Regions from separate parts of the Homo sapiens genome. Here region 1 is linked to region 2. Evidence: read pairs that join two places in POLR2A ChIA-PET (ENCODE). Cell type or tissue: GM12878. All regions are shown on one strand. Each heading gives the region's core, and the rest is flanking DNA. Links, peaks and the distances in the headings are about the cores only. Region 1 holds the start of LOC124902987 (a long non-coding RNA gene). Region 2 overlaps CEP83 (centrosomal protein 83).

Region 1 (15,890 bases), core at 4,210-12,209, 73 kb after region 2:
CAACGCTTTGACGTTCGAACAGGCACAGGGATGGATTCAGCCAGCTATTTTGGAGCTATTTTGCTTGGGCTCGCAGTACCAGCTTTGTTTATCTTCTATTTAAAGTGAGGATCTGAAGATCCATGAAAGATTCCATTCTGGCCTCTGGTTTAGCCAAGGAATTATCACAAAAATCAGGTAAAGACAGCAGGTGGGACTGCCAGGTCACTTACCCGAACTTTCTTAGAAGAGTTGGCAATGGTGCTTGCAGTCTTGATGCCTTTAATTTTGCAAAGGATGGTGGTAAGATCTTGATTTCTAGTAATATTTTCAAAACTGCAATTTAATTGCCCATTTTCCCCATGGAAGAGAGTAATTTCAATGTCTTTTTTGGAAATGTTGAAGTTGTCATTTTCTTTCTGTAAAGAACAAAATGAAGATGGAGAAATCAGAGCACATGTAGAAACTCACGAGCATAAACACACCTTTCCAGTCAAGGGGTCGGGGTGACATCCCACCCAGAAAGAAAAGAAACATACTTGAATTTTCACTTCCAGTTCTGTGTCCACCTCGGATTCCACCCGATACCCCGTGAATCTGGGGTCCTCCCGATACTGCAGGGTTCCACAATCCAAGTAGGTGTCTTGTACTCTCAGCTTCACAGTGACATTCGTGCGCACTTTTGAACTCTTTAAACTGGGGGCTAAAAACCCGCAGTAAGTCGCCACACAATATTCAGAGACCTGGACAAAAAGAAAAGAATGTTTTAGTAACTTTGTTAACGAATCCCAGCTGTGATCTCTAAGAGCTAAGTGACCTGAGCAACTTAACTTCTTGGTGCTTCTGTTTTCTCATGTGTAATATGGAGACAGCAAAACTACCTCCCTCACAGGATTGACTTCACCCTACATTACATTAAATGAGGGCTACGTTAACTGAGATTATACATGCTTAGATCAGGGCCCGGCACACAGTAAGCACTCAAAACATGCTAGTTAATATTATGATTAATATCATGAGTGACAATGAAAGCAGCTGGAAGGTTATGCCATGGGAAAAGAGACTAGGCTGAAAGCAGTAGGCTAGGGAAAGGGGAAGATTCTGACCCAAGGGGCTTAGGTGTCCTTGGGGTCAGCCTGTCTGAGCCCTGGGAAACCACGAGAAAAGAAAAGTGTCCAACTCTCAGCAAGGGCCAGCTCCTGAAGCGCTTGTTGCAGCTGAATCACCCTTTGTTGGGGGAACCTCCTGCAGGGCCTTAGCAGAAGTCACTAGACACAAGGAGGACAAGGGTTTTCAGGCATAACAGAAAACAGGAGAAAACAAAAGTAAAAGGAACAATGCATCTCCCATGAAATGAAGAGCATGAAAACTGAAAACAATGCAAAAAAGGTGGCCTGATTTACAGGATTAAAAAAAAACAACAACACATAAATAGGCTGGGCGTAGTGGCTCACGCCTGTAATCCCAGCGCTGTGGGAAACGGAGGGAGGAGGGTTACGTGAGCCCGGGAGTTGGAGATCAGCCTGGGTAACACAGTGAGACCCTGTCTCTCTCTATATATATAAAAAATAAAATTTAAAAAGTTAGTAAATACATAACATAAATATATTGTCCTGTTTAGGTGTACAGAAGGACAGGCAGAGGAGGCTGGTGGGTTAGGGGAGGATGGCAAACATTCTACAGAAAAGCAATTATAACTCATAAAAAGAAATTTATCAGGTGGGAAAAACTATTTTTCCCCCACCCCCGCCACCCCCTGATACTAGAGCATAAAAAAGACAATAGGAAGAGGCAATTGGTGGGAAAATATGATGTAAAGAGCTGAGATTTGGACAAGCACAACCTTCCTTTCCCTTCACATCTTTCCAAACTATAGCCCTGAATCTCCTGCTCACATTTCTGTCCTCAGGATGAAAACCACTGTCTCTACTGCCTCAGCAGCCTTAACTCCTAGCAGGCTGGCTTTTTACTGAAGATGCCTTCTAGAAGGATTGCAGGTGAGAGGATCACCCAACCCTATTATCCTCAAGACTCTACAGTTCCATACTCGTGACAAACTCGCGCCATGCGATTTACTCTTTTTCACTGGTTTCTGAGCACCTTCTCGGCCACCTTCACGGCCCATCCTACTGTCTGTCATTCCTTAAAATGAAGCTTTGCCACCAGTCCTAGGTGCTCTTTTCTTCCTCCTCTGTGCTCTCACTCCCATGATGTCACCCCCACTCTCCCTTCAACGATACTGCTATAAAGACAAGCTGGTCATCTCTAGCTTCACGATGCCCCAGCACTTGAGACCTGCTCTGCTAACCACAGCCCAAAGGGAGCTACTGTCAGCCCAGAGAGACTGTGGACGTCTCAGACACACCTGCACTGGCATGAGCATCCTCACTGGGCTCCCAGCCTTTCTTCAGTTCCTGCCTCTCCAAACTCAGCTGTGCACCATTGCCAAAATAATAACCGCCCTGCAGGAGGTTCCCCAACAAAGAGTGATTCAGCGGCAACAAGCACTTCAGGAGCTGGCCCCTGCTGGGGGTTGGACACTCTCTTCTTTTCTCGTGGTTTCCCAGGACTCAAGACAGGACACCGAAGCCTTTTGGGTCAGAATCCTCCCCTTTCCCTAGTCTACTGCTTTCTGCATAGTCTCTTTTCCCATTGGTAACCTTCTGACTGCTTTCATTGTCACTAATTGTCTCGGTCCAGTGTGAGTCCAGTGTACCTAGACCTATGTCACTTCCTGCTCAGAGATCTTCAGTGGCTCCCTGCTGCCTACAGAATTAAGGGCAAAGTTTTCAGTCTGACGCTGCTTTTTGTGGCCCCAGCTCAGTTTTACAGCTATCGCTCTTGGTCATTCCAGACCCACCCTCTAGGTTCCCACTAAGCAGGATTGAGTGATGTTCCCAGCACGGGCCTGCGAGGACTCTGTCCTCTGTACCTGAACTCACCTCCCTGCTTCCACCCACCCCACTCCATACTGCAGGCGTACTTAATCCCATGCATGTTTAATTTCTCTTTAATGTGAAAAGAAATGGTGTCTTCTTGGACTCACAGGGTTTCTGAACAGTTAGGGAACCAGAGGACCTAGAACCTGATGATACTCTGTGCTGTCAACTTTTTTAATTTTTATTTTATAGAGATGGGGGTCTCACTATGTTGCCTAGGCTGGTCTCGAACTCCTGGCCTCAAGCAGTCTTCCCGCCTTGGCCTCCCAAAGTGCTGGGATTATAATCGTGAGCCACCACACCCAGCCTCAACTTTCAATCCCAATGTAGATTTGCTGCCTGCCTCCATGAAGGCAATATGACTATCTCACTTATCTTTTGTCCCTGCACCCAGCAAAATGTTTTGCCTGCAGTAGGTGCTCAAAAAATTCAACTTGATTTGGGAACAGCAAGTAGGAGGGAGAGCAAGTCCGTGACAAACTCAGGTAATGCCTCTGCTCAGAGGGTCAAACTATACGAGCCATTCAACTGGAGGTGTTCACACCATGGAGATGAGGCCTGGAGTCAGATACAGTGTGAGGCTTGGAAGTGGCTCTGAACTGTGTCAGCAGGTGAATGTGTGCACCACAAGGCTGTAAGGACGGCCTATCAGGCGGCCCCCGGAATTTGGGTCTGAACCCACACTGCTCCTGAGGAGGGAGTGTGTCAGCCTTGGCAGGAAGTGGTCAGGCAGGGCCCCAGAGAGGCAGCCACCTCACATATCTCATCAAGGAGAGGGAAAAAGGGGAAGAAAGAATGGGGAAGGATATTTAGAAGTGTGTGCAAGTACACTTGGAGGCCTGACTTGTATGTGAAATCCCTCATCTCCCCTCTTGGCATCAGAAGCTTCCATCTAGAGCAGCCGTGTCCAGCCTTTTGAATGTGAGGACTTTTTTGCTTATCTGTGGTGGTGGATATCACGGAAATTATGCACAAACCATTTTTTAGCTCATTAGCTATCGTTAGTGTTGGTGTATCTTATGTGTGGCCCAAGACAATTCTTCTTCCAATGTGGCCACAGGAAGCCAAAAGGTTGACACCCCTGCTCTAGAGGATCCCCATCTGGAGGCACCAGTGGGAGAATCGGGCAAAGGTGGAAACCAGACCCCTCCTACCATTTCTCCTGTGGGGAGACGAAAGGTAAGAGAAGGTGACATCAGATGGTAGGGAACAAATTGGGTCGAAGAGAAGGAGAAGCACATGACAAGATTTCTGGGACCTTGGCAAGTCATCTAACCTCTGTGAACCCAACTCTCTCTGTGCAATGGGAACAATACCACCTACTCTTCACAGAAATGCAATTCTTTATATCACACCTTAACCATTCACGGAGCATTTTCACACATATTCATAAGCATTGCCTCATTAGGGTGACTTGCCACAAATCACATAAAAAGAAAATGTCAGGTCTTATCGTACCAAGTTCATTTCTCTTTCCTCATTGCTGCAACTAGAAATACTCAGCTACAAGGATAAGGTCTTATTATTTCCATTCTAGCATGGATAGAATATATGATAGCATAGGTAAAAGTTTATAACACCAAAGTCACAGAAACAAAAAATACCCCCAACATAGCATAGTGTGATGAAAATAGAACCATCCTTGAAAACAACTATTATTACAAAGCAGCTGGAGACTTACATTTATGTTTCCTTTTAATTCATGTGAAATGATTAAGTTGTCAATTACATCAAAATTTCTGCCCATCATGGTTATATTTTGACCACCACTGCAAGGAATAAAAGCAACAATAAGGGTTTCATAGCTAACACACAGGCATTTTGCATTTATGAACAAAGCTATCAATTTATTCATGTTTAATATTAAACCCAATTATGTTTGAGAGCAAATTAATGAATTTTAATTTCAAATACAGGACAATTTTGGGAATCTTTTCAGGATACCAGCCACAAATTCATGGGTTTCAAGATGCATAAATATAAAAATTCAGGTCAGATCCTATTTTAATTCTAGGAAAATGCCCAGATTCTTTGATGGAATTTGAATTTTGTTTGTGTCATATCGCCACATATAATCAGATCAGGAGCTGTACCTTGAAAAGGTTTCACTAAACAGAATTTTGTTTGATTACTGTTTAATCTATATAAAGAGACTTCAATCTAAGAATTTTCAAAATCAAACTCCTAACCTACCAATGGTATGTTATTTAGAGAGACAGGAAACACTTTGGGCAAGGTAGAATTACAGATGACATGCAAAGTGTAAATTCCTATTTGGTACGCCGTATAAATAACAGCTGCATTCCATCTCTCTAAAACCAGGCCAAATAACTTCACGTTTCTCAGTGCATATAAGCAAAGCGGTCACTGGGTGTGAAAGAAACAGCTGTCCACAGCTCTGTCTGCCCTTGCACCCCTGTTCACGTAGGTCACCAGACACTCATTCTAGGGGACAAGAGCCTGGGTACGTCAGGTCCAACAGCCAGCTGAGCCCCTGATGACAAGACCAGGAGGTGGGCCTGAGCAACCCAATTTGTGTAGGGCAGAGAGAAGACACTGATCTCTGAATCCTCCAGCCACAATGGGGAAGGGCTGAGTTGGCCTCATGCCAGTCTGTAGCCATTACCAGAAAACCGAGCCAAGCGTGATCTCCCGATGGCCAGCATTTAGAGCCACATTCTTGCTCAAGGCACAGTGACCAAGGAGCAGCCAAGACACACAGGCTCAGAATGTCGCAGGTGACAGAACAGTAGGGAGCCTCTTACTTTATAGCAAAGCAGGATACTGCTGTGGCTCAGAGCCCAACCTCCTAGTACCAGCTGTCTGGGAGGCTGGGGTGAGTTGTTTGAACCCTTTTCCTCCCCCAGTTCCCTCATTTGCAAAAGGGACAAGCCATAGCAGATCTCATAAATTTGTTGTGAGGATTAACCTAGTCAATAGATGAACACACCAGGCACATGGGGCATGCCACATCAATGTCTCCTTTTATATGGAGAATGGAATTGGTCCTAGAGTGGGGGATGTCATGCTAGAGCCTTGGTTTTGAAATTTCAGTTCTCCTTATCTTACTATTATGGACTGAACTGTGTCCCCAAAAAATGTGTCCCCATAAAATGTATGTTGAAGCCCTAACTCCCAGTGCCTCAGAATGGGACTGTATTTAGAGACGTGGGTGGTTAAAGAGGTAAGGAAGGTTAAACGAAGTCATTGGGGTGGGCCCTAATCCAACATGACCGATGTCCTTATAAAAAGGGGAGATTATCCCAGCTACTAGAGAGGCTGAGGCAGGAGAATCACTTGAATCTGGGAGGCGGAGGTTGCAGTGAGCCAAGATTGCGCCACTGCACTCCAGCCTGGGTGACAGAGTGAGACTGTCACAAAAAAAAAAAAAAAAAAAAAAAAAATTGGGGAGATTAGGACAGAGATACAGAGGGAAGACCACGTGAAGACATAGAGAGAAGATGACCATCTACAAGCCAAGGTGTAAGGGCCTCAGGAGAAACCAATCTTACCAACACCATGATTTCAGCCTCCAGAACCGGGGAGAAAGAAATTTCTGTTGTTTAAGCCACAAACGCTGTGGCACTTTATGTCCACCCTAGCAAACTAATATAGCCACCTCTCACTTGATCTTAAATAAGAATATTAAAAGTGATTTTTTTCTTCTCTACTTTTTTTCCTCTTTCTCTTCCCCTCCTTTTCTTCTTCTTCTTCTTCTTTTTTTTTTTTAACAAAGCTTTTTGTCTGTAGGTTTACCTAGAGAGTACTTTGAAAATTAGCTTCGTACTGTGTCAGGCAAAGAAAATATCGTTAGGATTTTAGTCCTAAAGAGATTTAGGAATAAAAATATTATGAAAGTGAATTTAAATTCAACTAGGAGGAATCTTTATTACAGCATTCTTCACAATAACCAAGATAGGGACTCAACCTAAGTGTCCATCAACAGATTAGAGGATAAAGAAAATGTGGTACCTATACACAATGGAGTATTATTCAGCATACAAAAAAGAATGAGATCCTGTCATTTGCAACAACACAGATGGAACTGCAGGACATTATGTTAAGTGAAATAAGCCAGGCACAGAAAGACAAATATTGCAGGTTCTCACCCATATGTGGGAGCTGAGAAAGTTGGTCTAATGGAGATAGAGAGTAGAATTATGGGTATCAGAGGCTGGGAAGGGTGGTGTGGCGGGGCCAGAGAGGGATAAAGAGGGTTTGGTTAATGGCTACAAAAATACAATGAGATAGAATAAGATCTAGTGTTCAGTAGCATAGTAGGGTGTCTATAACTCACAATAATTTATTGCATATTTAAAAATAGCTAGAAGAGTGGAATTGGAATGTTCCTAACAGAAAGAAATGATAAGTGCTTGAGGTGATGGATACTCCAATTACCCTGATTTGATGATTACATATTCACTGTATGATCATAGAAAAAACATCACGTGTCCCATAAACATGTACAAGTATTATGTACCCATGAAAATGCAAAAAATACATAATAGTAATAAATTTAAAAATTCAACTAGGGAGATAAATGTTTTTCTTAACATATTGGATTTATCTGGGAGAGTTTATTTTGGGGTTTCCATCTCCCCCTTAGGGAACATCTTGAAAAGGTTGATTCTGCTTTTCATTTTGATAGCTCCCAATATTTCCCCCAAAGAATTCAAAACAGCTTAAAGTATCTAAAGTCTATAAAATGAAAGAGGTAAGAAAGAAGCCTTTTATCACAAGCAGGAGGGACACATAGTAAAGAGTGTCATATATCTATATCAAAAACCTAGGCAAACATTTCAGCTGTGAGTTTCTCAGCAGCCATGGTGAAGGGAAAAAGGTGTGCTCATAGCATTCACGATGAGCATGGGAAGCAAATGTCTTGTCAGGTATGCATTTTTCTAGGAGTAAATCCTAAGGAGAACTCGGTGAGAGGAATTTGGAATGACCACTGTTTCTGAATTTACTTGAATAAAATCAATGATCTTTGGGCATATGACCTTTAACCACAATGAGAAAAAGATTATGAATCTAGAAAGTACCTGATCCAGGTGGTAGCAGGAAATATAAGGGAACAATGTGGCAGAGCAATGTAGGATAAGGATCCCACAGAAGAGCAGTTCCCACCATCAAACTGGATACACACATCCTTCATTTCTTTCCGGCTTGATGGAAGAGAGAATTTCATGTGGGTGTCATTTAGCACATGGCTAACCTGTATCCTAGAAAAGAGTAGAAAAAGAACTCTCACATGACACAGACACTTAGCACAGTTGATTACCCAAGGTGACAGCAAATGAATTTCACTTGAACTACAACACTTCATGAAGGAGCAGAACAGCTGCAGGCAACTACTGACTCATGAGGGGCCAGTGACCCAAGTTGGTATTATTAGGGGTTGGGTTCCTCTTTCTTTAGTACATTTTTATCTTTCTTATTTGCATTGCCCTTAGAAGTGGGAAAGGAAGGAGGTGTAACCATTGCCCTGAAGAAGTACTAATAGAAAGCAGAACATGAACTGGGGGTTACATTATGTTAAGAATTGTGGATAATTCTGTTGAGTATCATAATGGCACTATGGCTTATCTGTTAGAGAGGTACTGAAGTATTTAGCAGTGAAGGATATGGTGTTTGGTTCTTATCATGCCCCCCCAAAAATCCCAGATAAGATAGATGAAGCAAGATTGGCAAAATGTTGATAGGCTTTGAAACCGGGAATGGCTACAGAGAGGTTCATTACACTCATCTCTCTTGTATTATGTTTGAGTTTCCATAATAAAAAGCTTAAGAAAAAAAGCCCTAGTCAAGCACTGAGAGGGTAAAACACAGCACCAGACAGAGATGGAAATTCTGCTGTTCAAAGGGGGCCTAAACCAAGAGCCCAGGCATCTCAGAATCAATCAGCATTGGGGCCAACATGCTCCCTAAGGAGTATCCAGGCTGGGACTTAGCTGGGGCTGTCCAGGGTGCTCCTGATGTCCAACAGCTGATGCTTGGCGCCCTTTCAGAGTCAGAGCGAAGCTTTCTCCGACATTCCCGCTGTCACCTGCAGCTTCCTCTGTGTGTCTACAATGATCCTCTAAAGCACAAATCATTAAGCCTGGGTTGTGTCTGAATAATGCTCAGTATAACCGTGCTACATGAGAATCTGTTATTACTACTTAAAGGCCATGTGCATGATGATTAACTTTAATGCTATCACTAACCCTTTAGGATAAGGCAAATTCAAAAACATCTGAGTCAGTTTGTACTTACGCCACCTCAGACGCACATTTTCAGGTTTATATTCAGAGCAAAGCTCTAGGAAATTTATCATAAAGTGGTTGAACATTAAAATTCAAACTTGTTTATAAATTTCAGAAGAAGAGAGGTGAAAATGTAGGTCATTCCACTACTAGTATTTTTCTCTTTAAAATAATTACCCATTTTAAAAGTACCATATTAAAAGAGCTTGGGATTACAGCCTGGGCTCAGGTATAGGATTAACTGAGTATTATGTTGACTGCTTGTGAACTTGGCTTCACCACACAGATGTGGTTACTGAAATGCGACATGCAGAAAGGTCTCCTAGTCATTTAATTTAATAACTGCAGTATCTCAAGACACATTCGGAATTAAAATGAGAACATAAAGAGTCAGAAACAGGGTAATGCTCCGAAAAACTACTTATTTTCCATGAAGTTGATTGCCTTTCAGTGAATACACAGGTGTCTAACTTCACAGATTTCGCTACATAAAATGAAAGATTTTTGCAATAAGGTATTTAGCCAGGATAAACAGCACAAAAAAACCTATGTTGCATAGATACAGCCTCTAATGTGTGCTTGATAATTCTGGCAAATAGCAGAACACAGGCAAGCCACCAATGAGCAGCTTTTCTCATCAAGATCACAGATATTCCAAATTTACTGCTATGAGGGGAAGGGCATGGCAGTGATGTGCAGAAAATGAATTAAAGAAGAAAATTCAGTAAATAAGCATAGCAGATTAGAATGCTGTACAAATCTGTTTTAGTAGTTAAAAATCAAAACATCACGCTTCAGCAGATTGTCTTAAATGCATTTCCATGATGAAAATAAGCTTAGTATTATACTCTATGTAGACTGTAACATCTTTTACTTCAAATTAGCCCAAACTTATATGAGTTAACAAGCAGAAAACTCAAATAATCTGTTGTGTTATTTAATAACTGCAGTTATCACATCACTTTTTTTTTTTCGAAGGGGGAGTAACCATTTGCACAAGGACATCGGTAGAAATTGAAAAGTCTTTCTCCAAGTTTCACCGATGTGATGAGTTTGGGAAAGAAGTGACAGAAATAATAATGTTCAAGAGATACATTGACCAGATATTTATGTTGGGGTGTTCTTTTTTACTACCATTATATGTAGTAGTAATTTAATTTTTGGAGGCTGAAACCAAACCAGTAAAGAGAAGGCTACAAAGAATAAAATGTCCACATAAAATGGATCCAAGAGGTTTTGTTTTTTCAACTTTGGGTGGCACACTGGAAGAGCTGCTCCAAAAAATTCCTCATCAAATTTCAAGGTACTCAACTATTTTTCCAAGTGCATCACCTAAAGAATGATGTTTGCTACTCCATATACTTGATTTTGTTACTGAAAATGAATCAAGACCCCAAACAGGCAACATCCTGAAATGACTATATACTGAGATTTTTGGGGAATAACACAGAACAGATTCTCTCACAATGAACTTCAGATCTGTTGTGAAAATTATTTTACGTGTTGGAATTATATTATGTCAAATACTCTGACTAATTGGCCTGCTTTGGGGCATGGCAATAATTTGACTATATTAAGGTTATAATCACACTGATATTCCTTTGGCACAGGTTTGAGCGTTACGTTACCGAGGATAAATTATTAGTATTTCGACTCACACATCCTTATCACAGGTACTGGTTCCTTTCAGGATCATTGTGATGTTCGATGCCCGGGTAAAGTTTGCTCCCGTTACTATCACGTTGCTTTTCCCTAATGTCGATACTTTCTGTGGCTCAATGGACTTAATGTAGAAGACCTATTGGAAAGAAAAGATTAAAACAGGAGATCAAAGCTAAGAAATGGCATCGCTCCAAAAAAATCTGTTTATACGCTGCAGTTCGAAGAAATCACTGGGAAATTACAACATTTTGCGAACACAAGCAGACAGTGTTTAATGAAATCAATGAATTCAAGGAAGAGGGCTGCAGATTCATGTCTCTCAACATGTGACAGCATGAGGTCAAACCAATTAGTCTTTGTCTCACAAGACAGTTGAAAATACAGTTGAAAAGTCTGATATTCTGTCTGAAGAGTGAGGTATCACTAGAGTTTTGAAAATGTTTACTGCCTTACAGCCTCTGGAGGCTCACAATGTAAGCAAAATCAAGGAAAAGAAAGAGAGTCCATTGACCGTAGGCCAATGACAGACTCATCGTTAAGTTGAAATAAATGTCATTCCAGATAAATTCAGTTCCCAAGAAAGCAGTCATATTTTTGTTACAGTGAGGCTATTTGAATCCAGGAGGATACTGCAGGGGGAAAAACCTCAAGAAATCAACCTGTTCAGTCACCTACTATCAAGTAGTTGGATGTCTAAACCACTGTGGCCAACCAAGGTTTGTAGATACCACAACCTCCTTCTTGCTACCCAGTTTCAATAGACTTTATCAGGCCTAAGGTCAAGAACATGTCCCTTGGAGTCCCTTGCTACCTAGCTTCATACCATATAGGTGAATGCCACCTTACTTCTCCATTTGTGATATCTAATCAAATTCTCCCTTTAAAAAAAAAGCCCTTTATTTGATAGCAAGAATCATTTTCCCTTTTCAAGATAAAACAATCCTGAGTTCTTTCACTTTTATGTTACAGATGCTACTGTCTATCATTCTGATAATTTCACTGTTCTTTTGTAGACCATTTTCAGCAAGTCTGTATTCTTCTATAATACGGTGACCAAAACAGGACATAAGATTCTAAGATTCTACCCAATATAAAGTCCAGCAGAACTTCAGCAAGAGTGAACATCATACTCACACTCTTTTTTCCCCTATATCCTCTACCATCGCAGAATATACTCAGTCTTGATATTTGAAAATGACCCCAAAGTCCAGAGATGCTTAATCACATGACGTTTGGTGAAATTCTAAATGCTGAGTGCATCCACTTGGAGGACCGAGTCCAGGAAGAAGCCCCTGAGCCACTGGGAGAACTCCGTGATGTCCAACACCTGCCTAACACCTGCTTCTTGAAGCAATTGAGTATCCTCTGCTCCTTTGTACATGGAACACTCATTGGGGTGGCATTGCTGGGCTACAGGGGCTGCCCATCCTGCTCAAACAGACATTTTCTCATTCTGCTCCCCAGCACACACAGGTGCTACACGGCACAGTCGTCCCCATCACTCATCAGCGCTTTGGACTGGTTTTGCAGATTGAGGTAAATTCATTGTTAATGTCATCACAGCAATGATGTAACATGACACAGAATTGATTTTGGTAGCAGAATTTATTTTAATCACTTTGTGAAGGACGTTAGCCCTGTATTAATAGAATCACTAAGGGCCTGAAAGGGTCACTTTAATTATTCTGTTATACTTGACTGCATTTTATGGGGGAAATTATCTGCTAGAGTGGTACTTGGAATGGGGGGATTAGCAAAGCCTTCAAGATAAATCTCTTGCAAATGTCAAGTGTGTGTTATATAGCAAAAGGCTTACTCTTCGCTCTTACGTGGTGACAGCTAAGAGAACAAGTGTTTATTGAGCACCTACAGGGTCCTTAGGCCAGATATTGTGGGGGACACATGATCTATGTGTGCACTAGATCAGGAGTTGGCAAACTATAGTCTGTGGGCCAGATCCTGCCCGCTACCTGCTTTTGTATGGGCCATGACAAAATGTCAAAAGAAGAATAATATTTCATGACATATAAAAACACATGAAATTCAAATTTCAGCACCCATAAATATTCGTCTGGGTAGTGTCTCTGGCTGCTGTTGCACTGCAGCAGTCGAGTGGAGTAGCTGCAGCAGAGACCATACGGCCCGCAAAGCCTAAAATATTTACTGTCTTGGCTCTTTGTAGAAAACATTTGCCGACCTCTGCTCTAGAGGAGTCCACTGTCTTCTTAGGGGAGCAAGATAGAATTTTTTTTCTTTTTTTATGTAAACCTCATTGCAGACTCACGTTTACATCCAAGTCAACTATGATTCCCAGGTTTCTTTTCTTTCTAGATAGTCCTTCCTGCTTCTTATATTTATACTGTTGATGTCTGCTCAAGCAAAATTTTCAAACATGCCAAGTAAATGCTTCTTCTCCATTCTCTGCAGAGGATAAAGAGAGCCTTACAACTAATGTAAAAAAGATTTTTTAAGGAAGTTATATTTTGCTCCTTAAATGGCTCTACGAACACCATCAGAGGACTTGCCACATCATCTTATTAACTTTTTATTTCCCTGAGTGGAGACCGCCTTGCTACTTCAAAAACATTTTAAACCCCTATTGTTTAGAGAGGGTTCTCTTGGCCATCTAGGATGGAATCCAGCCCTGGCCTGTCTTGTGAAAGTGGGTGCTTCAGTCTGCTTTTAAACAGACTCAGATTAGTTGTCTTTTGTTTGCTGGTGGAACCTCTTCTAATCTTAATAAATGGGTTAAAGAGCTACCAAGAGGACCCTCCTAAATAAATAGTGCAGGTATAAAACAACATTTTTAAAACAAAATGTAGAGTCAGCTCCATGGCTGCCCTGTATGGTTGCAACAATTCTTAGAAATACATTCTTTCTTTTTACCAATAAAGATTTTGAAAAATCCAGTACAGACAAAAGAGCAAAGAATCATTTCCCCATAAAGGTTCTACACATTCAATATTTTAGATCAATTTTTGTATTTTCATCAAGAGTTAATTCATAAAACCTGGCATATAGTAGCCAGCCCTATAAGCTTATGCATTTTAGAGGGAGTTAATTGTAAAACATAATTGAGCTCAATACAAAGAGACAAATTCTTAGAGCCCTATCGTGGGATTCCTCCCTCACTCTATGTCCAAGGATTTCTATGTATTCAAATCAAAATACCGTTGACTATAACCGTCACAGCCCTATGTTGTCCAGCAATTAACCTCAGAATAGTGTGCTTCCTGTAGGTTACGTTTTAAAGACTTCAGGGTTATTTTTAAATGGCTGCACAATTTGAACTTATTTAATAAACTACTATGAGCTCTGGCTTTCAGTCCCTGTTTTGTATAAGAAAGCACATTAGAAGCTGGTTAATTAGGAGATTTATAGAATACCCGATCCTTTTTATTTTTTATTTTTAACTAAGTCATTATAGGATATTGGAAATAGCACAACCACTAAGAAATAGTTATCTTTCAAAAGGTCTAAGAGGATTACTTCTGACAGTAAGAGTACCTTTTGTGAAGTCTGACGTCAACACAATTCAAATTACCATGACATTAATGGAGAAAATACTGCTATGATTGAAAAGAATATTGGAAAGAGGTGCATTAGGAGGGCTCAGTTTATTAAGGCCAAATTGTACTCTATTAATCTGTTAAAAAAAAATCTGAATATAGCAAACTCTCTGTAGGCCTGGACCTGAATCAACACTCAGTAAAACATCTCTCGGATTTTCACTCATGAAATTAGTTCAAACAGGACTAGATAAAAAGTCACATGGATTCAAAACCAGCTGGAAATCTGAAACCGAAGGACATTAGATAGATGAAAGGTAGCACAACTAATTAAAGGAAAGAGTCCTGTAGGGCCCTACAGGAGTGAGTATTCGGTTCAGGATTATTTAACATCTTTATTAATGACTGAGAAGAGGATAGAACTAATATATTAATGAAATGTATAAATTGGTAAGAGTGGTAACCAGCCGTGGAAATGGGAAAGAGTAAAAGGAGGTGAGATATGGAAAGAAAATAGCAAAATACAGGTCCACTCAAGAAAAATTAGAGTGTGAAATGGAACAAAATGGTTATCCATTTGATGCTTAGCCCCTGGGACAAATGCCTTTTCACGGGGGCCCCTCGGTACAGGCTCCAGGGAACTTGAGATGTGATTTCAGTTGGCCCTGGAAATGCCAATAGTGAGCAGTGCCTCTGGACACAGAGCTTGAGACTTCCAGATAGAAGGTGACAGACCAATGCCCTGTGCGAAGAGATCAAGACTCACTTCTCTGAGCTGCAGACTCTAAAAGGAGGCTGACTTGGCTGCCAAGCCCACCCTCCGAACAACCTGCTATTCCTCTTGGCATTTGAGCCTTCTGAGTGTGGCTCCCCAGACCTGGACTGGGTGACCAAAACTCCAGGGCCAGGGAGGGCAGCTCTTCCCAGCCAGTGGAGGGCCCTGATTCTAATTTAAACCCAGCCCCTCAAAGTCCACCCTTTGGCCAAGATTCGACTCATGCATGAGATTCTTGCTGCTCCCCTCTCCCCAGGGCCTCAGTTGCCTCACTAAGCCTATTCTGCTCTCCCTGTCTTGGAGCAGATGCCCAGCCGTGTCTGGGTCTGACTCCTTCCCTCGGACCACACCCTGCCCCACCCCTTTCTCCCATGTCTTTGAGGTTAATACACTCCTCCCACATCCTGGCCAGGTTGGAGGTCTTGCTCCCACCCTACATGTGTGGCATGGATCGGGGGCAGGCTTTGACAGTCTAATGCCAAGAGAAGCCAATATTAGAGTCCTTTCCAGACTGACTTTTATTAATATCATCAGTAGTATGGTTTAACCAATGTTTATATTCAATTTAGGGCATACAATGTAGGGTAATGGTTAAAACTCTGTTGAGTCAGATTGCCTGGATTCATATTTCTTACCTACCATTTGCTCTCTCTGAGCTAAAATTTCCTTATCTATAAAATGGGGAAAATAGGTCCATTGTGAGGCTTAGATACTCTGAGCTCAGGGCATGGCACAGGCTCAGCGAATCTTAGCTACCACTGTTCATTTGAGTACATTCTGG
Region 2 (15,890 bases), core at 6,469-14,468:
TTAAAAACCTTCCACAAAGAAATGCCTCATTTGGCTTCACTGGTAAATTATTCCAAATACTTAAGGAAGAATTAATACTAATCTTAACGCAAACTCTTCCAGATGATAGAAAAGGAGGAAACACATCTCCACTTATGAGATTAGAACCTGATAGAATCAATATAAGAAAAATTGCATTATAAACATGTAAAAATCTTAAATATTAGCAAACTGAATTTAGTGATATAGAAAAATGATAATATAGCATGAGCATTTAGGTTTTATTCTGGGAATATAGGTGGCTTAACATGCAAAATTGTTCAGTGTAATTCAACACCCTAACAGAACAAAGAAGGAAAACTATTGTGATCTCTAGTGTGAAACATAATTTGACAACATTCAGTACCCATTCATGATAAAAACTTTTGCCAAACTGGGAACAGAAGGGAATTTTCAATCTTATAAATGGTATCTATAAAAATTCTGCAGCTAACATCATACTTACTGATTAAAAATATTGACTGCTTCCCCTTACTTACCCAAGGTCAGGAACAGATGTCTACTATCACCATTTTGTTTAATATTTTATCGGAGGTTCTAGTTAGTGTAATAAGGCAAGAAAAAGAAATGGAGGGGGAGGCTGGTCAAGATGGCCAACTAGAAGCAGCTGGTGTGTGCCACTTTCATGGAGAGAAATAGAAGGAGTAAGTAAATACAGCACCTTCAACTGAAGCATCCAGGTACACGCATTGGGATTCATCAAGAAAACAACTTGACCCAGAAAGAATGGAGAAGAGCAATCAGGACAGTCATCCACTTGGGAGTGACACAGAGCCAGAGGAGCCTCCTCTTCCCAGGGAAGTGGTGAGTGAGTGAGTGACCCCAGCGACCCACGCTTCTCCCTTGGATCTTTGCAACCCACAGGTCAGGAGATCCCCTTGTGAGCCCACTCCACCAGGGTCTGCAGCCTGTTACACAGAATTATGTGGAGTCTCAGCAATGCAGCCGCTCAGATACACGTAGAGCCCTGGGAGCTTTAGATACCCAGGTTTCCCATCAAAAGCAACTGCAACTCCAGCCAAGCAGGACGTTAGACCCCTGTACATACCCCTAGGAAAGAGGCTGTATACAGGGGATAGAGCAGTGACAGTCTGCAGGCCCCACTACCATGGCACCTTGCAGGATAAGACCCACTGGCTTGGAACTCTAGCCAGCCACTGGTAGCAGTGTTACACCTCTCTGAGATGGAGCTCCCAGAGGGAGGGGTGGGCTGCCATCTTTGCTGTTTTGTAGCCTTAGCTATTGCCTTCATTGCAGCCACCCTATGGAAAAGCATCCAGACTGCTTTTTTATGCAGGTCCCAGACCCTGCTTTTCAATGGGTGGGGGACCTCCCGACCAGGGTCACTAGTCACCCTTGTTGGTGTTTTCCAGCTGGCAGTGGTTCCAAGCCACCCTGGGACAGAGTTCCCAGGGGGAGGGATGGGGCTGTCATCTTTGATGTTTCACATTCTTAGCCATTGTTGCCTTTGGGCTCTAGGGAGTCTGAGTTGGTTAGGGACTGGAGTGATCCCCTGGTACAGAGCAGCAGCTCTAAGGAGAAGTGGTCAGGCTGCTTCCTCATGTGGCTCCTGGATCTCATTTCTCCTCACTGGGTGGGATCTCCCGACTGAGGTCTACAACCATACCCCAACCAGTGTTTTCTGGCCAGCAGCAGTTTCAAACCTCCCTGGAATGGCTCTCCCAGAGAGAGGGGCAGGGTGCCAGCTTTGCTGTTTTGCAGCCTTATCTCTTTGCCTTTGGGATTTGGAGAGTCTGAAGCAACTGTTCTCGAGGTACCCCCTCACAGCACAACTGCTCTATGAAAAAGTGGCCAGACTGCTTTTTTACTTGAATCCCTAATCCCATTCCTCCTCAGTGGACAGGACCTTTTGACCAGGGTTTCCAGCCACCTGCACCAGTGTTTTTTGGCTAGCAACAGTTTCAAACCTCCCTGGAACAGAGCTCCCAAAGAGAGGGGTGGACCACCACTTCTGCTGTTTAGCAGCCTTAGCTGTTGTCTTCAGGCTTTAGAGAGTCTGAGGTGATTAGCGGCTGGAGTGGACCCCTAGCAAAGCATGGCTACCCTATGGAAAAAGCTAGACGGCTTTTGTATGTGGGTCCCTGATCCTGTTACTCCTCACTAGGTAGGATCTCCCAACCGAGGTCTCTAGCCACCTCCTGTTAGTGTGTTCTGCCAGCAACAGGTCCGTGCCTCCCTGGGACAGAGTTCCCAGAGAGAAGGCAGTCCTCCATCTTTGCTGTTTCACAGACTTCCTTGTTGATATCTTCAGGTACTGGAAAATTTAAGATGAAAAGGGATTGGAGCGGACCCCCAGCATACTGTAGCAGCCCTATGGAAAAGTGGCCAGACTGTTATTTGGGTCCTTGATTCTATATCTCCTCACTGAGCACGTCCTCCCAACCTGAATCTCCAGCCATCCCCACCAGGGCCATCCAGCCAGTAGCAGCTCTGTTACTGTCTGGGACAGAGCTCCTAGTGGGAGGGATGGGTTGCCATCTTTGCTGTCTTGTAGCCCTCACTCTTACTGTCTCCAGGTTCTGGAGAGTCTGTGGGGACCAGGGGCTGGTACGGATGCCCAACACAAAGCACCTACCTCAGAAAAGTGGCCAGACTGTTCTCTATGCAAGTCCCAGTCCTCACTTCTCCTCCCTGGGCAGGGTCACCCAACCTGGAACTGTAGCACAACTACCCTGAGCTTGCCTGACCACTTCAATCAGAGGCAGCCCAGCAGTTAAAGGAACACCCCCACGCAGAGATGGAACCATCAGACAGAAGGAATCAACGGAAGAACTCTAGCAACACAGATGGTCGGAGTGTCAAATGGCCACTAGTTCTCCAACAAGGGTTCTTAACCAGGCTGAGTTGGCTGAAGTGACACAAATAGAATTCAGAATATGAATAGGCATGAAGATAATCAAGATTCAGGAGAATGGCAAAACCCAATCCAAGGAATCTAAGAATCACAATAAAACGATACAGGCACTGACAGATGAAATAGCCAGTATAAAAAAGAACCTAACTGATCTGATAGAGCTGAAAAACACAAGAATGTCACAATGCAATCACAAGTATTAACAGCAGAAGAGAGAGACCAAGCTGAATAATTTCAGAACTTGAATACTGGCTCTTTGGAGTAAGACAGTCAGACAAAAATAAAAAAGAAGAATAGAAAAGAATGAACAAAACCTCCAAGAAATATGAGATTATGTAAAGAGACCAAATCTACAAATCACTGGCATCCCTGAAAGGGTTGGGGAGAAAGCAAACAACTTAGGAAACATATTTCAGGATATTGTCCAAGAAAACTTCCTCAGCCTCACTAGAGAGACCAACAGGAACTATAGAGAACAAAATTCTACACAGGAAGATAATCCCCAAGACACATAATCATCAGATTTTCCAAGGTCAAAATGAAAGAATATTAAAGGCACTTGGAGAAAAAGGGCAGGTCACCTACAAAGGAAACCCCCTCAGGATAACAGCTGACTTCTCAGCAGGAGCCCTTCAAGCCAGGAGAGACTGGGGACCTATAGTCAACATTCTTAAAAAAATCTTCAACCAAGAATTTCATATCCAGCCAAACTAACCTTCCTCGACAAAGGAGAAATAAGATCCTTTTTAGATAAGCAAATACTGAGGGAGTTTTAGATAAGCAAATGCTTGTTAAATGGAGACCCATCTCACAAGAGATCTTGACAGGAACACTAAATATAGAAAGATGGTTACCATGATTCTGCTGAGAGAGAGCATTAAAAAAAAAAGATGGTTACCAGCCAATACAGAAACACACTTAAGTACACAGATGAGCCACACTATAAAGCAACCACACAAGCCAGCCTAATAACCAGCTAACAACACAATGACAGGATCAAATCCACACATATTAATACTGACCTTGAATATAAATGGGCTAAGTGCCCCCATTTAAAAGGCACAGAGTGGCAAGCTGGATAAAAAAGCAAGACCCAGTGATATGCTGTCTTCAAGAGACCCATCTTATATGCAATGACACCCATAGGCTCAAAATAAATGGATGGAGGAACATCTGCCAAGCAAATGGAAATCAGAAAAATGCCAGGGTTGCAATCCTAGTTTCAGACAAAACATTTTAAACCAACAAAAATCAAAAAAGACACGGGTTTACATAATGGTAAAGGGTTCAATTCAATAAGAAGACGTAACTATCCTAAATATATATGCACCCAACATAGGAGCACCCGGATTCATAAAGCAAGTTCTTAGAGACCTACAAAGAGATTTATACTCCCACACAATAACAGTGGGAGACTTCCACATTCCACTGACAGTATTAAATCCTTGAGGAAGAAAGTTAACAAAGATATTCAGGACGTGAACTTAACATTGGACCAGATAGATCTGATAGACCTCTACAGAACTCTACATCCAAAAACAACAGGAATATACATTCTTCTCATTGCTGCATGGCACATACTCTGAAATTGACCACACAATCAGACATAAAACAATCCTCAGCAAATGCAAAAGAACTGAAATACCAAACACACAGCACAATAAAAATTGAAATCAAGACTAAAAATATAATTGCTCAAAACCATTTACATGGAAGTTAACCTGCTCCTGAATGACTTTTGAGTAAAGAATGAAATTAAGGCAGAAATCGAGAAGTTATTTGAAACTAAGAGAAAAAAGATACAACATACCAGAATCTCTGGGACACAGCTAAGGCAATGTTATGAGGGAAATTTATAGCACCAAATGCCCACATCAAACAGTTAAAAAAGATATCAGCAACCTAGCAGCACAACTAAAACAATGAGAGGACCAAGAGAAAACCAACCCAAAGCTAGCATTAGAGCTGAACAGAAGGAGATCAAAACATGAACAGCCATTCAAAAGATTAACTAATACGGGAGTTGCGTTTTTGAAAAAATTGTTAGGCCACTAGTTAGCCTAATGAAGAAAAATGAGAAGATCCAAATAAACACAATTAGAAATGACAGAGGGGATGTTACCACTGACCCCACAGAAATACAAACAACCGTCACAGACAACTATAAACACCTTTCTGCATACAAACTAACAAAGCTAGAAGAGACAGATAAATTTCTGGACACATACACCTTCCCAAGATAGAACCAGGAAGAAGTTGATTTCCTGTACAGACCAATAATGAGTTCTGAAATTGAGGCAGTAGTAAATACCTGCCAACCAAAAAAAGCCCAGGGCCAGATGGATTCACAGCCACATGCTACCAAATGTTCAAAGAAGAGCTGGTACTGCTTCTCCTGAAACTGTTAACAAAAAATAGAGGAGCAGGAAATCCTTCCCAAATCATTCTGTGAAGCCAGCATTGTCCTGATAACAAAACCTGGCAGAGACACAACAATGAAAACTTTAGGCCAATATCTTTGACGAATATTGATGCAGAAATCCTTAACAAAATGCTTACAAACCGAATCCAGTAGCACATCAAAAACCTAATCTACCATGATTATGTAGGTTTTATCTTTGGGATGCAAGGTTGATTCAACATGTGCAAATCAATAAATGTGATTCATCACATAAACAGGACTAAAGACAAAAACCACATGGTTATCTCAATAGATGTAGAAAAGGCTTTTGATAAAATTCACCATCCCTTTCTATTAAAAACTCAATAAACTAAGTATTGAAGGAACATACTACAAAATGTGAGAGCCATCTGTGACAAACCCACAGCTAACATCATACTGAATGGGCAAAATATGGAAGCATTCTCTTTGAAAACCAGCACAAGACAATTATACCCTCTCTCACCACTCCCATTCAACATAGTATTAAAAGTCCTGGCCAGAGTAGTTAGGCAAGAGAAAGAAAGAAATAAAGGGCATCCAAGTAGGAGGAGAGGAAGTGAAACTATTCATGTTTGCAGTCGACATGGTTTTATGTTTAGGAAACCCCCATAGTCTCAATCCAAAAAGCTCCTTCAGCTGATAACTTTAGCAAAGTTTCAAGATACAAACTCAATGTACAAAAATCACTAGCATTCCTGTACACCAACAGCCAAGCTGAGAGCCAAATCAGGAATGCAATCCCATTCACAATTGCACAAAATAAAATACCTAGGAATACAGCTAAATGTGGGTGAATGATCTCTACAATGATAATTATAAAACACTGCTTAGACAAATCAGAGATGATACAAATAAATGGCAAAACTTTCCATGCTCATGGATAGGAAGAATCAATATCATTAAAATGGCCATACTGTCAAAAGCAATTTATTGATTCAGTGCTATTTCTATCACACTACCAATGGCATTCTTCATGGAACTAGAAAAAAACTTTTAAAATTCATGTGGAACCAAAAAAGAGTCCAAATAGCCACAGCAATCCTATGCCAAACAACAACAACAAAAAACGTGGAGTCATCATGCTACCTGACTTAAAACTATACTATAGAGCAACAATAACCAAAACAGCATGATATTGATACAAAAACAAACACATAAATCAATGGAACAGAATAGAGTAACCAGAATTAAGGCCTCACAGCTACAATCATCTGATCTTCAACAAAGCTGACAAAAACAAGCAATGGGAAAAAGGACACCCCATTCATTAAATGGTGCTGGGATAAACAGCTAGCCATATGCAGAAGATTGAAACTAGACCTCTTCCTTACACCATATGCAAAAGTCAACTCAAGAAGGATTAAAGACTTAAATGTAAAATCCAAAACTATAAAAACACTGGAGGACAACCTAGGCAATACCATTCAGGACATAGGAACTGGCAAAGATTTCATGATGAAGATGCCAAAAGCAATCACGACAAAAGCAAAAGTTGATAAATGGGTTCTAATTAAACTTAAGAGCTTCTGCACAGCAAAAGAAACTGTCAACAGAGTAGACAGATAACCTACAGAATGGGAGAAGATATTTAGAAGCTATGCATCTGCATCTGACAAAGGTCTATCTAGCATCTATAAAGAACTTAAATTTACAGGATAAAAACAACCCCATCAAAAGTGGGCAAAGGAAATGAACAGATCATTTTCAAAAGACATACATGTGACCAACAAGCATATGAAATAAAGCTCAATGTCACTGATCATTAGAGAAATGCAAATCAAAACCACAATGAGATACCATCTTACACCAGTCAGAATGGCTATTAAAAAATAAAAAAATAGCAGATTCTGGCGAGGTTGTGGAGAAAAGGGAATACTTTGATACACTGTTGGTGGGAGTGTAAATTAGTTCAACCATTGTGGAAAGCAGTGTGGTAATTCCTCAAAGAGCTAGAAACAACTACCATTGGACCCAGCAATCCCATTACTGGGTAAATATACTCAAAGGAATATAAATCTTTCTGCCATAAAGACACATGCATATGTTCATTGCAACACTATTCACAATAGCAAAGACATGGAATCAACCTAAATGCCCATCAATGGAAGATTGGATAAAGAAAATGCGGTATATATACACCATGGAATACTATATAGCCATAAAAAAGAATGAGATAATGTCCTTTGCCAGGTACATGGATGGAGCAAGAGGCCATTATCCTTAGCAAACTAACACAAAAAAGGAAAACCGAATACTGCATGTTTTCATTGTCATAAGTGGGAGCTAAATGATGAGAACACATGGACACAAAGGGGAGCAACAGATACTGGGGCCTACTTGAGACTGGAGCATGGGAGGAAGGAGAGGATCAGAAAAAATAACTTGGGTACTAGGCTTAGTACCTGGGTGATGAAATAATCTATTTACCTATAAAACAAACCTGCACATGTACCTCTGAGCCTAAAAAAAGTTTTAAGAATAAAGAAATGGACATAAAGAGTAGACAGGAATTTAAAATTATTCACAGATGTCACTGTGCATGCATAAAAGTCAAACCTATCAAACTATTAAAATTAATATGAATTTTTAAAATTTCTAAGTACGAAGTCAAGTAACAAATACTAGTTATTTTTCTTTACACACACAATTAGAAAATATTTAAATGCCATTTACAATAGCATAAAAATACCTAAAATACCTAGGAACAAATCTAGTGAAAGATGTTTATGACTTCTACACTGAAATACAAATACTGCTAAGAAAAATGGAAAAATGCCTAAAGGGAAAACTGTACCATGTTCATGACTTGGAAGATTCAATATTAAGGTGTCAGTTCTTCCCAAATTTATCCATAAGTTGAATGCAGTTCTAATCAAAATCTCAGCAGGTTTCTTTGTAGAAATTAGAAAGTAGATTCTAAAATTCATCTGAAAGTACAAAGGACTAGAATACCCAAAGCAATCTTGAAGAACAATAAAACTAGAGGACTTAAAACTACCAGGTATCAACACTAAATATAAGCTACAGTAATTCAGTGTGGTATTGGCATAAGGATAAACAGGCAAATGGAACAGTATAGAGTCCAGAAATAGGTTTACACTAAAGGTACCACTGCATTTCGATAAAGGATGTTCCTTCAAATAGTAGTGAGTCAATAGATTAAACTCAGCCTAACCTCACAACATAGATAAAAATGAACCATACACCTAAGTGTGATAGGTAAAAAAAAAAAATAAAGCTTCTAGATGAAAACTTGGGAGAAAATTTTAGGATCTTGGGATAATAAAGATAAGCAGGATGCAAAAAGTTCCTACTATAAAATACATGATTGATGTAATTGATTTTATTTAAATTAAAATCTTTTTATTAAGGGATACTCTTAAGCAAAAGAAAATGACACCACAGGCTGGAGAAGGTCAATCTGCAATACATATATATCTGACATACGATTCATATCTTGAATATATAAAGAACTACAAATCAGTAGGAATCAGGTTACTCAAAAGTTTTAATGGACAAAAGACTAGGATGGACACGTCACAAAGAAGGGATATCCAGATGACTAACATGCATAAAAAAAGATGCTCAATACCTTTAGCTATCAGGAAAATGTAAATTAAAACTACAGTGAGATACTGTATTTCACCAAAACAGGATGCAAAAGCTAAAAGACCGACCATACCAAGTACTGGCAAAAATGTAGAACAGCTAGAACTCTCACATATTGCTGGTGGAAATGTAATTGGTAAAACTGCTTTAGAAAACTGGCAGTATCTACTAAAGCTAAAACATGTATACACTATGACCCATTCATAGGTATATACTGAAGAGAATGAGGTACTTAATCTGCGAAAAACATGTTTAGGAATGTTCGTAAAATATTTATGATATCCCCAGACTGGAAAGAATTTAAATTTTCATTAACAGGAAAATGTATAAAATGTGGTATATTTGTACAATGAATGACAACATTGCAATGAAAAAGAAGTACTGTGACAATACATAACCATGGCTTAGTCATATAGATAAAATGTTGAGAAAAAAGTCCAGATACAAAAGAGCATAAATTTATGATTTCTTTCATATGAATGGGTGGATGGATAGACAGATGGACTCCTTAACTGCCTATAAATTCATAAATAAATACTTATGGTGATAAAAACCAGAAGAGTGGTTCCTTTGCCAGGGTAGACAGGAGCATAAGGAAGCCTTCTGAGATGTTGGAGGATGTGGGACAATCAAAGCATGAGAATGAATGCTCGTAGCAGAGTTATTTGTAATAGTCCCAACTGGAAATAATGCAGATAACCCTTAACGGTGTACTGAGTGAATATACTAGGTTATGCAATAATCGTAAGTGGAATATAATATGTGGGAATGAATGAAGTATATCTGTAAGTAACATAAATCTCACTAACAATGTTGAGTGAAATAAAGTCATTAATAAAAGACTACATACTATGATTGTATGTATATGAGGTTCAAAAATAGGCAAAAGTAAACTATAGTTTTGGAAGTAAATTAGTTGGTTACCCTTTCAGAGGATGACAGGGCTAGTGATTGGAAGGGGGAAAGGTAGGGGCCCTTCTGGCATGGCAGTGCTCTTGACCTACAAGGAAATCATGCCAGCATTTGTTTTGTGGTTTTTCTTTGAGCTTTACGTTTCTATTCTATGCATTTTGCTGTAAGATTATACTTCAGTTAAAAAAGAGTTAGAAAATACCTAAAAGGTTTGTAGCGACTAAATGAGTTTTAACATTTTAGGTGTTTTTCTATTAAAAAACAAAAGGCCTGTGTATAAAAACTGAAAAAAAATACTACTTTTTTCCATACACTCCTTTTGCATTTTACCTGGACTTTTCCGTATTGTTTAATGAAACCATACAAGATTTACTTAGGAATTTCTCCCTTTGTATATTGTAAAGTTTAAATTTTTTCCTTTTAAGATTTAGAAAGGCAACTTTTAAACAGATGCATCCATATTTATCTTAGCTTTCTGATCCTTCAGTTTTATTAATTTGGTAGTACTTTATAACTTACAAACGTGCTTGTAATTTTGAATTTTACTTCAGTTCTTTTCTTTTCCTTTTTTGAGACAGAGTCTTGCTTTTTTGCCAGGCTGGAGTGCAGTGGTGCAATCTCGGCTCACTGCAACCTCCGCCTCCCAGGTTCAAGTGATTCTCCTGCCTCAGCCTCCTGAGTAGCTGGAACTACAGGCACCCGCCACCACGCCCAGCTAATTTTTATATTTTTAGTAGAGATGGGGTTTTACCATGTTGGTCAGGATGGTCTCAATCTCTTGACCTTGTGATCTGTCCGCCTCGGCCTCCCAAAGTGCTGGGATTATAGGCGTGAGCCACTGTGCCTGGCTCCCCACCCTTTTTTTTTTTTTTTTTTTTTAATGGGTTCTTGATCTGTTGTCCAGGGTGGAGTGGCACAGTCATAGCTAACTGTAGCCTTGAACTCCTAGGCTTAATCCATCCTCCTGCCTCAGCCTCCCAAAGCACTGGGATTACAGGCATGAGCCACTGTACCTGGCTCAGTTCTCTTAAACACATGCTATCTTCTGGAACAATGGAGAGCTCATTATTTCTTACCAGATGTACAGGCAGACTCAGTAGTAAAATTTGACTCCTTCCCTTTGTAGATTTTTTTTTTGCAGCAATTATTGATAACAGTTTTTTTGTTTGGCATTCATAATTAATTGTCACATTGAGAATATTAGATAGATTTGTGGTTTATTATCTTTGCAATTTTCAGTAAGAGCCATGTCTACTAACCTTTGTTTCTAGTATTCACTGAAAACATTCATATCTAAACACAGTTTTTGGTGAGTAAAATATTTTCTATATAGTTTTGTTCAAATAAGAGATTATGTATTAACATACTTGTTCATATTTCTCTTTTTAGAGAAAATCTCTTCATGAAAACAAATTGAAAAGACTACAAGAGAAAGTAGAAGTCTTGGAGGCAAAGAAAGAAGAATTGGAAACAGAAAATCAGGTCTTAAATAGGTAATGTGTTTGTATGTGTATCTTCCCCATGTGGTTATTTTGATGTCATAGAACTTTGTCTCTAAGTATAACGTACCTTCTTTTCTTTTAAAATATACATTTTAAAGATTTCTAAAACAGCTTGATAACTCCTAATGTACTATCCTTTTTTTACCCCCTAACTGAATGTTTCTTTAAACCAAAAGGTCTCTGTCACATACCAGGTGTTTGCCTTATGATTGGGACTAACAGAAAATGTCACTGGCTTTGGTAGCAAGGAGTGGTGTTAGTTGTTGCTGCTGTACAAGACAGTTGTAGCTATTGCATAGTTCTGAAAATTGTGCCTACAACTTTGAATCAAAGGTCAGTTTTGGTTTCCTGGTGTGGAGATTTTATTGAGCTGTAGTTTCGGGTTTTGCAGTCACATTCAAGCACATCTGATAATCAGGATCATCAGCATTTTTAAAGCAGAGATTTGTCATATTAAGTTGTTGGTAGTGGCATTATATGACACATTTGATTCAAGTTAAGAAAAATCTTTTTAATTTAGTGAATTAGTGGTAGCCTTCAGCGCCTTGGCTATTCAAGTATAGATTTTTCTGTAATGGAAACTGCCTATAATATCATGCAGTGACGTTTTATGATGTGCACTGGTGTTCTTGGGTGCAATTATTACCAACAGGTGAACAATTGTTTTTTAAAGAACATTCTAGAAGTTTCTAGACTGTAGAATTAGTGCCAGCCTTACAATACTCTATTCCAAAGTAGGAGGCCGCCTTTAGTTTATTAATTTGGTAGTAATTTGTAAATTACAAACATGCTTGTAATTTTGAATTTTGTTTCAATTCTTTTTTTTTTTAAACATGGGGTCTTCGTCTATGGTTCAGGGTGGAGTGCAGTGGCACGATCATAGCTAACTGTAGCCTCGAACCCCTAGGCTTAATCTATTCTCCTGCCTCAGCCTCCCAAAGCACTGGGATTACAAGCATGAGCCACCATTCCTGGCTCAGTCCTTCTAAAACAGAATTCAACTTACTTCCTCTTCCATAAACATTAATATTGAAATGTTAGCAATTCAAGATTGGCCAGTTGTGGTGCAGATCATCTAGAATTTTGAGTGATTTTGAAATTATATTTGATTACTGGATGTCGTGTCCAAAAAGATGATGATCTGTGAAGGCCTGGAAAGTTAGCCTTTTTCTCCATGTCATTTTTTCCTAAAGTTGTGTAGCTTCACCTTTGTGATTACCTTTTATAATAGGAAAAACCAGTGTTTTTCCTATTCTCACACAGTCAACACAACATTTCTGACACCAGATGTTTGGGGTTTTTTCCTATACATGGAGTAATCAGTTTTCCAGTGGACACGAGCTAGGTGTCCTGTAATTCAGGTCTGATCCTGTCTACCTGGATTTAGCATCAGATCCCACAGGTAGAGGGCTCAGTCCCACAAGACTGCCCCCCACTTCAGAATGCAGCCATAAGCCCCAAGTTGTAACCCGTGCTTCTGACTGGCTAAAAATGGCCATAAATTGGGGTTCCCATGACCTGCTCATCATGTTCAGTTAATTTGCTAGAGCAGCTTACAGAACTCAGGGAAACTTATGTTAACCAGCTTACTAGAAAGGATATTACAAAATATATAGATGAGCAGTCAGATGAAAGAGATACATAGGAAAAGTTATGAGGAAGGGGGTGTGGAGTTTCCATGCCCTCTCTGGGCATGCCTCCCTGCAGACACCTGCACATGTTCAGCAACCCAGAAGCTCTCTGACCCCATGCTTTTGGGTTTTTATGGAGGCTTCATTACATAGGCATGATTGATTACATCATTGGCCATTGGTGATCAACTCAACCTTTAGTCCTTTACCTTCCCAGATGTCATGGGGTGGGGTTGGAGAGTGGGGCTGAAAGTTCCAACCCTCTAATCATGCCTCAGTCTTTCTGGTGACCTGCCCCATCCTGAAGCTATTCAGGGGCCCCCAGCCACCAGTTATCTTATTAATATACAAAAGATACTCTTATCACTTCAGAGTTTCCCAGAGTTTTAGGAGCTGTGTGCCAGGAACCAAGGGCAAAGACCAAATATATATTTCTTACTAAAATATTACACTGACATTTTGAAAATTAGATTGAACTATGAAAATCTCTATATTTGACCATATTTCACCTATTTAAAAATGGCAATTTTGTAAGCTTCAATCCAGCATTTTCTTTACACTTGACCCTTGACAACATGGGCTTGAACTGCATGGGTCTACTTATATACAGATTTTTATTCGGGCAAACATGGATAGAAAATATAGTATTCACAGGATGTGAAACCCACCAGTTCAGAGAACCAACTTTTCCATTATGAGGGTTCTGCAGGGCTGACTGCAGGACTTGTATGCACAGGCTTTGATATATGAGGGATGTCCTGGAACTAATCCCATGTGTATACTGAGGGATGAACTGTATTTTTATTTGATTCTTTCTGTAAGATAAGGCACTCTTTTGGTTTAGAGTCTCCCTTTAGTTTCAGGATTCATGAATGGGGGTGAGTAGGAGGGTAGGAGTGAGTACCAAAGTATCAAAAGATTTTAGATCTTTAATTAGCAAATAAAACTTTATAATGAGTTGATAGTCTGCAATGCTAATGATTGCTAATGATTAAGATGTTATGTCATGTTTCTGTTTATCTTTCTAGGTAAACAGATTTTTTATCTATATATTATATATAGATCTCATAATTTAGAAATTCCAGTTTAAAATTATATTCTGTGAATCATACTGTGCTTCAATAGGGTATAACCATGTTAAAGAAACATTTCTTTTTCTTTTTAAGACAAAATGTTCCTTTTGAAGACTATACAAGGCTTCAAAAAAGACTAAAAGATATACAGAGAAGACATAATGAATTTCGAAGTCTAATTTTGGTTCCTAACATGCCTCCAACAGCATCTATCAATCCTGTTAGCTTTCAGTCATCAGCCATGGTTCCAAGCATGGAACTACCATTTCCTCCTCATATGCAGGTATGAGCATTTATTTTAGGGGGAAAAAAAAAGTCGTACATTTTTGTAGGTTTTTATGTTTAAATATGGTGATAAAACTCAAATTATAACTTTGGTCAGTGCTCAAAATTCACCACAAAAATGGCATAAACATTTAAAACTACTTTTAACTTCTTCCCTTTCATTTAGCATAGAAATTTGCTGAATTCAGTTTGAATCATGATCCTTTAGTGTTGGTGCTGAGAGTGAAATCTCTTACTGGACGATAGAAAAGAGGAAACTTGATTGAGTCATTGAGTAACCTAGAGTTTGTAGCTTATTCATAATGTTAATAGTAATTACTACTGAGAATTTACTAACGCAGTGAACTGTGCATGTTCCGTGCAATGTCTAATACTAACGAAAAATGCTTTGAGGGCAGATATTACTATTCCTAATTCATAGATAAGGAAACTGATTCAGAGTGAAGTGACTTGCATAAGGTCATAGCTAATAAGTGACAAAGTTTCAAACCTAAACCTGTTGAATCCAAAACCCGGGCTCTTTCTATTGTATCAAGCCCCTGAGGTATTGAAGGAATCAGATTGATTCTTTTTCAGAAGATGGGAGTATTAATAAGTAATTATGTTTTATAACATAAGCACAGAAGATTTTAATCACTGAATTGAATCTCAGGCCAAGTGCTTTGTTTATAATAAACTGCTGTTAAACACCAGTGTTGTTGGAAAGTTACCATGTAAGTATACCTGGGCCCTGCATTAGTATTTTCTAATTCACTCCCTGGTGAATTTTATACCTAGAGAAGAACAGACTACGGGTTTTGCTTAAGGCTAGAGCCTGAGGCAGGAGAGAAGCAAAACTAGATGGTAGTTTAGCCCATGCTACTGTTTTTAGACTGCTACAGTGGTCAGCATTTCCTTGCCAGATGTTATAGGCATATATAAAAGAGGCAGTCCAAGGTTGCTACCTAACAGTTTTTCTAATAGTTTCTTTTGCTATGCTTTCTCTACATCATTTTAAGGAGGAACAACATCAAAGGGAACTCTCTCTACTTCGCAAAAGACTAGAAGAACTGGAAACAACACAAAGAAAACAACTAGAGGAACTTGGATCTTCCGGAGAATGATGTTCTTGGAGAACAGGCAGATCAAAAGAGGTGAAGTTGGTGACTCAGTAAAACTTGACATTTTAACCTGTGGCATTTAGATACTTTTTACTGTTTGCCAAAACACTTGAATGTGCCTCAAGAAAAGGTACCTACTACATGCTGTATTGTATGACTGTCAGGATTTTAAGATTATACAAGTGAAGCATTAAAAGAGAAATTCTCAGAGATATTTAGAATATTTGACAATGGTTTGAGAATGTAAAACAAAAAGGAACTAGTTAGAGTCAAGTTTTAAAATTTTTACTTTGTTGAATTTTTTTTTTTGGCATTTTGAGTGAAATATAACTATCATTAATTCTCTCTTCATCTTTGAGATGCTTGGCCATAACAGGGTCCATACACATCTTCTGGTTTACTATATACAAAAACTGTAGTT

Evidence for each region. ChIA-PET counts read pairs that join two places held together with the same protein. Peaks named below come from ENCODE experiments on the same cell type or tissue, not always from the same donor. Only the 100,000 strongest peaks of a DNase experiment are listed, where the experiment ranks them.
Region 1: POLR2A ChIA-PET joins it to region 2 with 8 read pairs; 3 of 35 experiments call an interaction of 5 or more read pairs at or near these places.

Annotation. Positions count from the first base shown.
Region 1 is chr12:94,232,735-94,248,624 of GRCh38, reverse strand. It overlaps PLXNC1 (plexin C1), which reads right to left. Exons shown (of 31, transcript NM_005761.3): 10 at 10,822-10,961; 11 at 7,961-8,140; 12 at 4,600-4,687; 13 at 519-722; 14 at 213-398. LOC124902987 (a long non-coding RNA gene) reads left to right here and starts at 10,822. Exons shown (of 2, transcript XR_007063410.1): 1 at 10,822-11,541; 2 at 11,839-14,150. In GM12878, for the core only: no CTCF peak of the experiment used is centred there; a DNase peak (open chromatin) is centred at 8,274; H3K27ac peaks cover 1,834 bases.
Region 2 is chr12:94,308,395-94,324,284 of GRCh38, reverse strand. It overlaps CEP83 (centrosomal protein 83), which reads left to right. Exons shown (of 17, transcript NM_016122.3): 15 at 11,268-11,371; 16 at 14,178-14,367; 17 at 15,368-15,890. The coding sequence ends at 15,472. Among named protein-coding and RNA genes, the nearest start is that of PLXNC1-AS1, 140 kb to the right of the region's middle. In GM12878, for the core only: no CTCF peak of the experiment used is centred there; no DNase peak of the experiment used is centred there; H3K27ac peaks cover 263 bases.